Regions from separate parts of the Homo sapiens genome. Here regions 1 and 2 are each linked to region 3. The links are chromatin contacts, found by Hi-C or POLR2A ChIA-PET in ENCODE. All regions are on one chromosome and are shown on one strand. The core of a region is the stretch at or near the end of the contact, and the rest is flanking DNA. Distances in the headings are between cores, read along the strand shown. Region 1 overlaps VAPA (VAMP associated protein A). Region 2 overlaps PPP4R1 (protein phosphatase 4 regulatory subunit 1). Region 3 overlaps RAB31 (RAB31, member RAS oncogene family).

Region 1 (3,569 bases), core at 1,070-3,569, 180 kb after region 3:
AAGCAAGATGGACCTATGCCAAAACCACACAGTGTTTCACTTAATGATACCGAAACAAGGAAACTAATGGAAGAGTGTAAAAGACTTCAGGGAGAAATGATGAAGCTATCAGAAGAAAATCGGCACCTGAGAGTAAGTTCTGTTGGTTGAAAATAAATTGATTGAAATGAAGGTATAGGACATGTGAGTGTTATTAGGCCATTTTAGCAATTAGCTTTTAAATTTTTGCTTGGTCAGTTCTTTCTTCTTTGCCCCAGTGCCTTTGCTCCCCACCCTACTCCTCTTTTAACAGTCTTCCCGTGGTTTCTCATTGCTGCAAGTTCCTTACTTTAGCACACATTCTAATTATTTGTGATCTGGCCTGCAGTATTGCCAGCTTCTGCTCTTGTTTCTCATGTCCTTCCCATTTTGTGCCCTAGTCATACTGAACTGCCTAGGATTGTGTTGTCCCACATCATAGCCATTAGTCACCTAGGGCTGTTGAGCACTGAAATGGGATTTGTTCAAATTGAGCTGTGCTGTTGAGTGTAAAATACTGATGTTGAAGAGTTAGTACAGAAAAAGGTAAAATCTTTTTTTTTTAATGGTTACATACTGAAATAGTAGTTTGGGTATATTGGGTTGAATCAAATATATTATTAAAATGAATTTTACCCATTTCTTTTTACTTTTTAAATGTACTGTTGGAAAATTTAACTTTACATACGGGGCTCACATTTGAAGCTCACATTGTATTTGCGTGGGGCAGCATTGGGCTGGAGTATGCTGGAGAAGCATCTGTTTATCACCCCTCTTTGCTTTAGTGTAAGCTCTTCACTGTGACTGGAAAGGCCCAGAACCCTGCCCCTCCCGACACAGCACATACACACATTGACGTTTTGCTACTACAGCATATAGCCTTTGCTGGGACCCTCTCCAAAAGAAGAAAAAAATCGATTTGTCATGTCTGCTTTGTGCCTCCACTATGCTGATCGCCTTCTACTGCTCTTACTTGTTAGAGGCCTTTCTCCCTCTAGTGGGCAGTAATTGCCTTGGTGGCAAGGGCAGTGCTTCATTTATCTCTGCATTCACCATACATGCATGTGGTAGTCATTCATGTATTTGATTGAATTAAATGGATGGCGAAGGAGGACTGATTTGAATATGTCTGAAATTTATGAATAATTTGTCTTTGACAAGTAATTACTTGTTTCAAGACCTAAATACCTATACGTTGCTCTCTAGGCTTTGTTTGAAGCTCTTTGCAGCAAAGTAGATGATACAAAAATGTATGTAACTAAAATAAGCTAAATGATGGGAGTTATTTGATTATTCCTTTTGTTAGGTGTATGTAGGAACTACACTCTAAATTAAAGGCACTGTGTTTTAAGTCGATCTGTGAACTCCTTTGCTGAAATGCTTTTTAAAGTGAATTTTTGTGTCTCTTCATGCTTGATGTTTCATAGTACCCCCTCGAGGGGTACCCGTCTGCTTCCAAGCACTTGTCTGGGTAGCGGAAAGAATATCTTTATTTCACACCTACACGCCATGGATCTTTTAAAGGATGTTGTTGGTTACTTTTACTTCATCTGCCATGACTTCCATAGTTCTGTTCTTTGATAAAGATGTGCTCCTTAGGGTGCTCAATAGATTTCTTTCAAAAGCCACTGTTTACCTCTGGCAGGGAGGGGAGAAGTGGAAACAGTGAGAATGACATAGATGGGGCAGGGCTGGAAAATAGGAAGAGTGAACCAGGGAAGTAGGTGAGAGAGACTTTATTCCTGGTTTCTACTCTTTTTATGCTAGTGTTCTGTATGAGATTTTATTTGAGAGATGATTCTGCTGCTGGAAAAGTAAAACAAAAAAGCTGGGCTGGGCGGGTGGCTCACACCGGTAATCCCAGCACTTTGGGAGGCTGAGGCGTGTGGATCACCTGAGGTCAGGAGTTCCAGACCAGCCTGGCCAACGTGGTGAAACCCCGTCTCTATTAAAAATACAAAAATTATCCGGGTGTGGTGGTGGGTGCCTGTAATCCCAGCTACTTGGGAGGCTGAGGCAGGAGAATCACTTGAACCCAGGAGGCAGAGGTTGCAGTGAGCGAGATCACGCCATTGTACTCCAGCCTGGGTGACGAGCAAAACATCGTCTCAAAAAAAAAAAAAAAACAAAACCCTTGAAGACCCACTGGCTTACAGAATTTCAGACCCTATACACAGGCCCACCATAATTTTTTGCCAGGTTCACTTTCTTGCTCCTGTCTGTTCACTATCCCTTTTAATTCCCCTAGCCCTGTGGTTCTTAATTCACACTGCATGTGAATCACCTAGTGAGCTTTAAAAAGTTACAGTTGACCAGGCTTGCCCCAGACCTAATGAGTCACAATCACAGGAGTATTAAAAGTTCTGTAGATGTTTGTGATGTGTAGCTGAAACTGAGAATTACTGTTTATATAGGACTAATTAGCATGAGACCAAAAAAACCCAACTCCAGAAAATCCAGTAATGCAAATAAAACTGTGCCATTAGGTGTACTCTTTTAGTTAGTGTTTATTTATAAGCACAATAAAGGAATCATGGGAGAAAATATTGCCTTGTACTGAAAAAAGTAAAAAACTGTCCTGCCATTTATCAGATTGGTTAACAGACAGAGATAAAGACAACTGTGTAGTTAACAGGTATTAGTATTTTTCCCAAGGTTCACATTGCACACAGTGTCATAACAACCTCCTGCTTGGAGTGACTTCTGCTTTCTTCTGAGAAACCTTCTGCTCTAAAGACATAGTGCTGTGTGAAGCCATATCAGCAAGAATGAAGCAGCCTACTCTTGACTGGAGGATCTAAGTCATTTTGACACAGAGAAGCACCCTCATTTTCCAGTCCAGGTGCAGAGCTTCAGATAAGGGTTTCCTATGTACATTTCTCATCTAAATTTGTAGTTTCTGAAGAAACAGTATTCTTTCTCTGCTTTGCAGTCGAGACCTGGTGCTACCACTTTACACACAGCCCTCTGCTTTGCTTTGAGCATATAAAAACACTGTTACTTAAATTTCACGCTAAACTGTTTCCTTCCCCCAAATTCTGTGATACCATATCTCTGTTTACGGCAAGAACACCCTTTTGTGCCTCTGCTGTTCCGGTTCCTTAGTTGCAGTGTGTCAGTAAACCCAAATGGCAGACTACAGGTCTGGGTAGTTTTTGGCTGATTGGGCTAGGACGGATGTAACTGATTTTAAATACCATGGGCCACCTTGGAAGTACTCTTCTTTAATTATATTTTTAGTGGGATTTAAAAAAAGGTAAATATAGCCTATCTAACTTTTGCTTTTTAGGAATACATTTCTCAGCTCCAGTTTTAAAAAATCAGTGTTATTGAGGTATAATTTATATCCCATGGAGACACCCACTGTGAGTGTACAATTCATTGATACATAGAACTTTGTAACCATCACTATAGTTCAGTTTTAGAATGTCTATCACCCCCGGAAAGTTTCCTTATGTGGTTAGCAGTTAATCCCCTTTTCCGTCCCCAGCCATAGGCAACCACTAATCTACTTTCCGTCCCTATAGATTTTTAGCTCCAGTAGTCTCGTT
Region 2 (3,581 bases), core at 1,046-3,545, 180 kb before region 3:
CAGTGCCATGAATTTATGTTAAATTGTTATTTAACTTAAATCAAATTAAAAAAATAAGTAAAAATTATGCTTGATGAGACCCCTCCTAAAACCATTCTAGAACAAGCACATACATAAGCAATTATGTACACAAAGGTAGATTATTGCTCAGTTAAGCCTACAAATGTTCTGCCCACCCTGTAAGAATATTAGAAACATTTAAGGCTTATGTAAACATTTAACACATTCCCATTAAAATGAACTGTTCATCAAAAGATGAGCTTGTCTAAAAATTAAAAAATAGGGCTTGCTGAGATGCCAAAAAGTCTGTCAGAGGTAGAAAATATACTTTAATAAAGATAATAGATTTAAGGGAAAAAGTTTTAAGATTTTTGGATGGTTTCTAAAATCAAGTATAAAAATATGTTTAATATTACCTTAAAATAGTTTTATGTGTTAAGTTTTAAGTATATTTTACTACAACAAAAGATATATTTATAAAAACTTTAACATCACCATTTTCTAAGCCTTAAATCAAGTTTACCTCTTTCTTAAGCAGACTTTCTTATCTTCACTTTGGAGATAAACCAGCTTTAGTTTTACAAATGGTTAATCAACATTTTTTTGCAAGTGAGAAACCACACAGAAAGCAAGCTTTCTATAGTTGCCTAAAATAATTTACAGCCTCCTCCATCTCTTTTAATGTATTCAAAATTATTCTATATATTTTTATTAATCCTAAAATATTACTATACATGATGCAAAACAATGTTTTTAGATTTGTTTTGATGAGAAATTTCTAAAATTAAACTAAATGAGCCCACTGTAAAATGTCCAGGTCTCAGTAACAAATTTTACTTTTGTTGTCACTGATGGGTTTGATAATTACTTAGGAAATATTTTAAAGCTATCTCATATCACATTAACTTGTTCATTAGTTTTTAGAAACACAAATTTGATCAAAGAAGCCTTTCTAGAATAGAGTAAATTCACTTTCTCCACATATACCTGAATCATCGGCCAATCTGCTAATTCTTTCCAAAACAGCAATACAATCTCTTTCATCATCGCAGACTTCCCTCAAGGTATCGAGCAAACTCCGGGCCACCATTTGTCTACACAAAAAAAACAAAATTATGTATGTTCAATGGCATCAATAGCTAATATCCAGAATTTTAATTTTTTGAGACAGGGCCTCATTCCTGTTGCCCAGGCCGGAGTGTAATGGTGTGATCACGGCTAACTGCAGCATTGACTTCCCTGGCTCAGGTAATCCTCCCACCTCAGCCTCCTGAGTAGCTGAGACTACAGGCATGCACCACCACACCTGGCTAATTTTTAAATATCTTTAGTAGAGATGCTGTTTCACCATGTTGCCCAGGCTGGTCTCAAACTCCCGGGCTCAAGCAATCCACCTGCCTTGGCCTCCCAAAGTGCTGGGATTACAGGCATGAGTCACTGCACCTGGCCGATATCTAGAATTTTAAAAGACAAAATCTGTATATTTTTTAAGAAAATTTTTTCTTATTACATTATTAAAACATATATTAGGTCTATAATTTCCTAAGTGGCAAACGGCAGTATTGATTTTATTTTAACAAGATGAGACTGAATATTTACAACATTTTTTTTTAATCTTTATCTAACTGATTTGGTAAAAAGTCACCAAAAATTCATTTCAGTTGTCCTTCAATTATCACAATGAAAAAACACACTCATTCATTATACAAAATGTTACCCTTACATATTTTTAGTAGTATGAGTTTTGCATAGCTATACCCAAAAAATCTGAACCAAGACTTTTTGATTTCCCAGAAAAGTGTGATATAGGTGGTCTGGGATCATGGCTGGACAAACACAATGCAGTAGGAAGAGTGCTGGCTCTTGGTCACTGCTGTGTGACCCAATGATCTTGAGCATCACCCGTCATACAGCAGGTATACAACATCATGTGTTGAAGGAATAATGTACTTCCCAATAAGCAATTTATATGAATACCAAAATTATGTCCAGTGGCAGAAAAGCAATGGTAATTAATGGTAATTTTTTTTTTTGCAAAGAAAGCATGTTGTATGCTTACTAGGATCAAAGAATAAACAAGTACAAAACTGCTCATGCTGTGATTATGAATAAAACTTGGTGACTCAGATTGTGCCTGTTAATAATACCTCCTTTAAAGTGGATACTTTCATTTTCCCTACTGAAGTTAATAAAACCACCCTTCCACTTCCACTTTAACAAAAAGAATATGCACATACCTGTTAAATATGTTCTCACTTGCAGCATACTTGTCCAATCTCCCCAGGGGCGTCAACATTTCATCTTGTGAGACAAAGTCCAGGGCTGAAGGTATAATAATCACATCAGACTCTGAGCTGTAGTCATCCACACCAACTATCAGAGACATCAGAAATACTCCTTATAACACTTTGAAACTAAAATGTACCCCTTGCCTGTCTGAAGCAGTACAAATCTGTTTCTGGAATGGTACAAAAAAAAAATCACAAGAGACTCTCAGAATCAATCCAGAAGCCACAAATAACTAAAAGATACCTCCTCTCCTTTTCCTACAGATATGTTCTACTTGGCTCTATAAGCACAAAGTTCTACTTGGCTCTAAAAGCACAAAGGTCAGAGGCTACAGAAACTCAGTATGCAGGAAAGTGACCAGTCTTGAGAACATGTTCAATCAAGACACTAACAACTTGTGAATAGGCACACAAAAAGTCAAGCACCAATATAGTTAGTCCTGCAATGTGGAAGATAAAGCTAATGAAACTGGTATCTAACTTCACTTAATAGAAGAAAGCTAAAAACATTAATATATTTACATTCATTAAACAAATATTTATTAAATACATTTGTGCCAAGTACTAGGGTAGATGCTGGAGAAACAACAATGAAAATACTAATGTTTCTGACTTCAAAGAGCTAATATTCTACAGAAAACAATCTACTTTAAAATGATCATTGTAATAAAAGTATGTATTAATACAAACTAAAAGGCCAGACACCCATTCAAGCTGCAGGAGAAGGAAGAGAAGACCAAGAAAGAATGGCTAAAAACTAACCAAAAGGTAATTATTTCAAAGGAACCAAGCAATGAGTGAAAGTATGATTAAACAGCATCTACTACCAAAGGAGTCAAGGAAGAACTGAAAGGTGCCCACTGAATTTGGTACTTTTGTGCCATGCTGTGTGACAAGGGCAATTTTCCATTGCATGAAAGCCGAGAAGCCAAACCTGACTGAAGAGGTAAAGGAAAATATAATAAAGTGAAGACAATGAATACAAAATATACTTTCCAGAACTGTGGCTGTGATATAGTAAACTGGATTAGATTACTAGCCAGGGCATTCAAGCAAAATAAAGATTATTTATTTTGTTCTGTTCCTAATGTTTAAAAGAAGACAGAGTTGCACATGGTTATATAATGAAAGTAAACAGTCAACAAATAAATATAAATTGAAGTTTTAGCAATAAGAAAATATTACTGATGGAAACACCATGGGGTTGGAAAGGATGCGATCCAGAGGTAAATCAGGGCCTTTCCCAAAGCCCTAAGAGCTTTCCAAGAAATTTTTATTATTATTTCCTGGCAC
Region 3 (3,596 bases), core at 169-2,668:
TGGTATCAGGATGATGCTGGCCTCATAAAATGAGTTAGGGAGGAGTCCCTCTTTTCTATTGTTTGGAATAGTTTCAAAAGGAATGTTAGCAGCTCCTCCTTGTAGTGGGAGGTATCATTCTTAATCTGGAGGGATAGGAAGCTTGAAGGCCGTTGCAGGAGTCCAGGAATGAATCAAGTGTTAGTGCTTGGTTTTCACAGATTGGTGGTGCCTAGCGTTTTGTGTGGCAGCAGCCAAAACTTTGTGGTTCCTGATTTCATAATTATAGATTTACATGTGATTAATAAGTGTGACAATTCAAACAGCAGGGGTTGTCATTTCAGAATAAGTGGTTGTTCTCAGAGAGGAATCTCATATGAGGGATCCATTTCCCAGGAAGTAGATGGAACCAATTGCTGGGCATGAGTACGTCTCTGATATCGACTATACAAATGATTATACAATGAAACACTATCTGGCCCACAGGTAGGGTTTTACTGTACTTTATTTCAGGTTCTGGAGTCAGAATCGGGTTTATTCTAATGTCTCCCCGGCAGTCAATAATTTGAGCCCCTTTCATTACTGTTAAGGCTGCAGCGGCTATCTTCAGAGCCTGTCAGGCTATGAGTAACTTGAGCTATGCAACGTGAAACCAGAAAGCACTAGTAAAGTACTTGTGAGTTCTAGAAATTTGACTTTTTTTTTTTTTTTTTTTGAGAAATTTAGGCCAGTGTGGTGACTCAAGCCTATAACCCCAGCACTTTGGGAGGCTGAGGCCGGAGGATCATTTGAGCCTGGGAGTTTGCGTTAGCCTGCCCCACATAGCAAGACCTTGTCTCTGCAAAAAAACCCCTAACATTTAAAAATAGCAGGGTGTGGCGGTGCACACCTGTAGTCTCGGCTACTGGAGAGGCTGAAGCGAGAGGATCACTTGAGCTCAGGAGTTCGAGGCTGCAGTGAGCTATGATTGCACCACTGCATTCCAGCCTGGGTGACAGAGCAAGACCCTCTCTCTTAAAAAAATAAAGGAAAAATGTACACTTAGCAGGGAAGTTGATTTAACCTAGTGAGAGCCTTAAGAGGTTTTGACTAGGACTCAAAAGAGTTTGGTTCTGACTCTACCAACCAGCTATGTGACCTTGAGGAAGTCACACTGTTTCCTCTTTACCAAAACGAGGGGACTGGACAAGACGGCCTGTGGTATTCTCAGAATCTTACGAAATGGAATAATATATACATAGATGGGTTTCCGTCAGTGTGGCCCTAAAGACAGGCCTCTCTGATCCTGTCTCTCTCTTCCAAGGCTCCTTCTTCACCCAGTAGGCTTCATTCTCTTTTCTGAGTCCTACCTCTGTGTCTTCACATGCGACAGCCACTATTACCCTGGCACTTTCCTTGTGTGTGTGTCACAGCCCTAGCGAGTTTCCTGCGGGGAAGGGCATTCCCAGCGCGGAGTGACTCCTTAGCCTGGCTCCTGGCCTGTCCTCAGCAAACCGCGGGTAGGGTGTGCCCCTGGTGGCCAGCCGAGGAACAGCAGTCGCCCCTGGAGGTCGGGAACTGCATCCACTTGAGCGGTCCCAAGCCACGGGTCAGAGAGGATTCGATGGTGGTGTTCTTTGCAGAAATGTTTCCCTTTCTGAGACAAACTAAAACTTTGTCTATCCTTTCGTCCTGTTATTTCTTTCCTATCAAGTGTGTAAGAATGTACATTTGACAGTGCATTCTAAAAGAGGTGAGAGTTAAAATGTTTCAAAATAAAGAGACAGTGACTTTGTTGTTTGAAAAATCAGTGCTTATATCTAAATTTGAGCAGACTTGCTGCTGTAACTCTTCAGACAAGTTGGCGTTGACGCTTGAGCCCTTTGTAGAGGATGATGAGTAAAGCTGAACATTGAGCATTGTCAAGTGACTTCTTCCCTTTTCCGCCTTCAAGGGCGTTTTGGGGCTGGCCTTGCAGGATTGATTTGTTGGCTGCTTTGAGACTTGTGTCCATTGTTTTGAGCACATCCCTTGGGAGAGTAAATGATAGATTCCAAAGGGGTGCTTTTCAGACCAGCGCCCCCACCGAGAAGATGCACCCTCAGCCCTGTGCCCCAGGGGCACGTGAGGGAACTGAGCAAGCACCTGCAGCCTAAGGAGGAAGGCCCCGGGGCACACAGAAACCAGGCGAGGTTTGTCACTGGGTGATAGGGTAAGCCTGGGTATCAAGGAATGAAAAAAAGGAGCAAATCGAGGAGTTGTCTCCTGAGCTCAGAGGGGCCACAGGTGGGGCAGCCCCATCACCACTGTGTGCTGGTCCTCCTGCCGTGTGCCTGGCCCTGCTTAAGAACTCCTGGAGGCCAGGGAGGGTGGAATGGTATCTCCCCGCCAATGGGGTCTAGCCTGCTGTTGGCATGGGAAAGGGAGGGTTTGGGGAATGCCTGTTGGGCGAGTGAAGAATGAGTGAATGAACGATTGAATGGAATAGCCCTGAGAAGGAGAATTCCTAAACTGTGATGGAGAAAGGTAGAAATGAGCGTGGTCGGTGTTGGGGAGAGGTCCCCACCCTGCCTCCTTGGCAGTTTGTAGGAATCAGCTGGCCTCATGAAAGTGTGCTGCCTGCTGTAAGGGGCAATTTCCTAATCTTCAAGGGCAGGGCAGGGCAGGCTGTCACAGTTCCTCAGTGTCCAGTTTCTTGGGGGCTACGTGGGCTACAGTCTGGCAAGGATTTGCTCCTCCACAGGGGGTCTTAAGAACAACTGAGATGAAAAGAGTTGTGGTTTGGGGGACTGCGAGGGAACATGAGCCAGAATCCATACTTGAGGTGCAGCTCAGAAATAGCAGCGGCATCAATTGGCATCTCAGGAGCTGATGTTTTGATTCTGCCGTCACCTCTTTGAACTCTGTGCATCGATTTGCACGATGCAGATAAACAGCAGCTTTGGTGCTGTGTTTGTTAGGGCTCAGGGTCAGTGCAGGCTGCTCTCCTTGGGAGGCGAGACCTTCTGGAGAGGGGTTTTCTGATGAGTATTAAAAGCCAAGTCCCCTGTTGCCCCAGGTTTGCTGGAATTGTCCCCCAAACACAGGGCTGAGAAGGAGTAAAAATAATTCAGATTGCCAACTGGTATTTCAAATCCCACTTCATATTTCAGTGTCTGAAGAAAACCACATTTCTCTGAATTTCAACATTTCATCCTTGATCTTTTGGCTTTCAAATTTATACCTTTAATGTAAGAGAACTGAATCAGCTATTTTTTCATTCTCTCGATAAATCACTTGTTCCCGTTTTGTGTATAGTTTTCAGAACGCCTCCACGATCCTTCCAGTAGGAACATGTTGGCAACGGCGATCGGTGTTGATAAAGCCTTGGGTCCTGTGTCCTCTGCCCTTCCTGCCTGTCTCAGAACAGCAGCCATTAACAATTGAGGGCAGATGCTTTTTTCTACTTTCTTCTACTTTTGGGGCAACTTCCTGACTTTATTTTCTAACTCCTCCATGAAATTTTAATTTCTGCCATCATATTTTTAATATATATATTTTTTGAGACAGAATCTCACTCTGTCACCCAGGCTGAGTGCAGTGGCACAATCATAGCTCACTGCACCCTTGAATTCCCGGGCTCAAGCCATCTTCCTGCC

What was found. A loop is a pair of places that touch in the nucleus more often than their neighbours do. ChIA-PET counts read pairs that join two places held with the same protein, here RNA polymerase II (POLR2A). Pooled maps may share reads with other maps.
Region 1: a loop to region 3 is called in a map of endothelial cell of umbilical vein, with 2.7 times the contacts of the local background. The contact joins two enhancer-like sites. A Hi-C loop is called at or near these places in 4 of 168 maps with a recorded cell type or tissue (HCT116, PC-9, endothelial cell of umbilical vein and 1 more) and 8 of 50 pooled maps. POLR2A ChIA-PET finds 5 or more read pairs at or near these places in 1 of 52 experiments (HEK293T).
Region 2: a loop to region 3 is called in a pooled map, with 2.7 times the contacts of the local background. The contact joins two enhancer-like sites. A Hi-C loop is called at or near these places in 2 of 168 maps with a recorded cell type or tissue (ovary and right cardiac atrium) and 3 of 50 pooled maps. POLR2A ChIA-PET finds 5 or more read pairs at or near these places in 1 of 52 experiments (activated T-cell).

The regions. Positions count from the first base shown.
Region 1 is chr18:9,950,437-9,954,005 of GRCh38, forward strand. It overlaps VAPA (VAMP associated protein A), which reads left to right. Exons shown (of 6, transcript NM_194434.3): 5 at 1-132. Among named protein-coding and RNA genes, the nearest start is that of VAPA, 38 kb to the left of the region's middle. Within about 2 kb of position 2,320, at least 2 of the 41 ENCODE cell types and tissues checked have a DNase peak (open chromatin) inside an H3K27ac peak, as active enhancers do.
Region 2 is chr18:9,592,781-9,596,361 of GRCh38, forward strand. PPP4R1 (protein phosphatase 4 regulatory subunit 1) reads right to left here. Exons shown (of 20, transcript NM_001042388.3): 3 at 2,238-2,373; 4 at 988-1,094. Among named protein-coding and RNA genes, the nearest start is that of PPP4R1, 20 kb to the right of the region's middle. Within about 2 kb of position 2,296, at least 3 of the 41 ENCODE cell types and tissues checked have a DNase peak (open chromatin) inside an H3K27ac peak, as active enhancers do.
Region 3 is chr18:9,770,178-9,773,773 of GRCh38, forward strand. The region is part of intron 1 of RAB31 (RAB31, member RAS oncogene family); the gene reads left to right. Among named protein-coding and RNA genes, the nearest start is that of RAB31, 64 kb to the left of the region's middle. RefSeq lists an enhancer at 1,188-1,237. Within about 2 kb of position 1,419, at least 19 of the 41 ENCODE cell types and tissues checked have a DNase peak (open chromatin) inside an H3K27ac peak, as active enhancers do.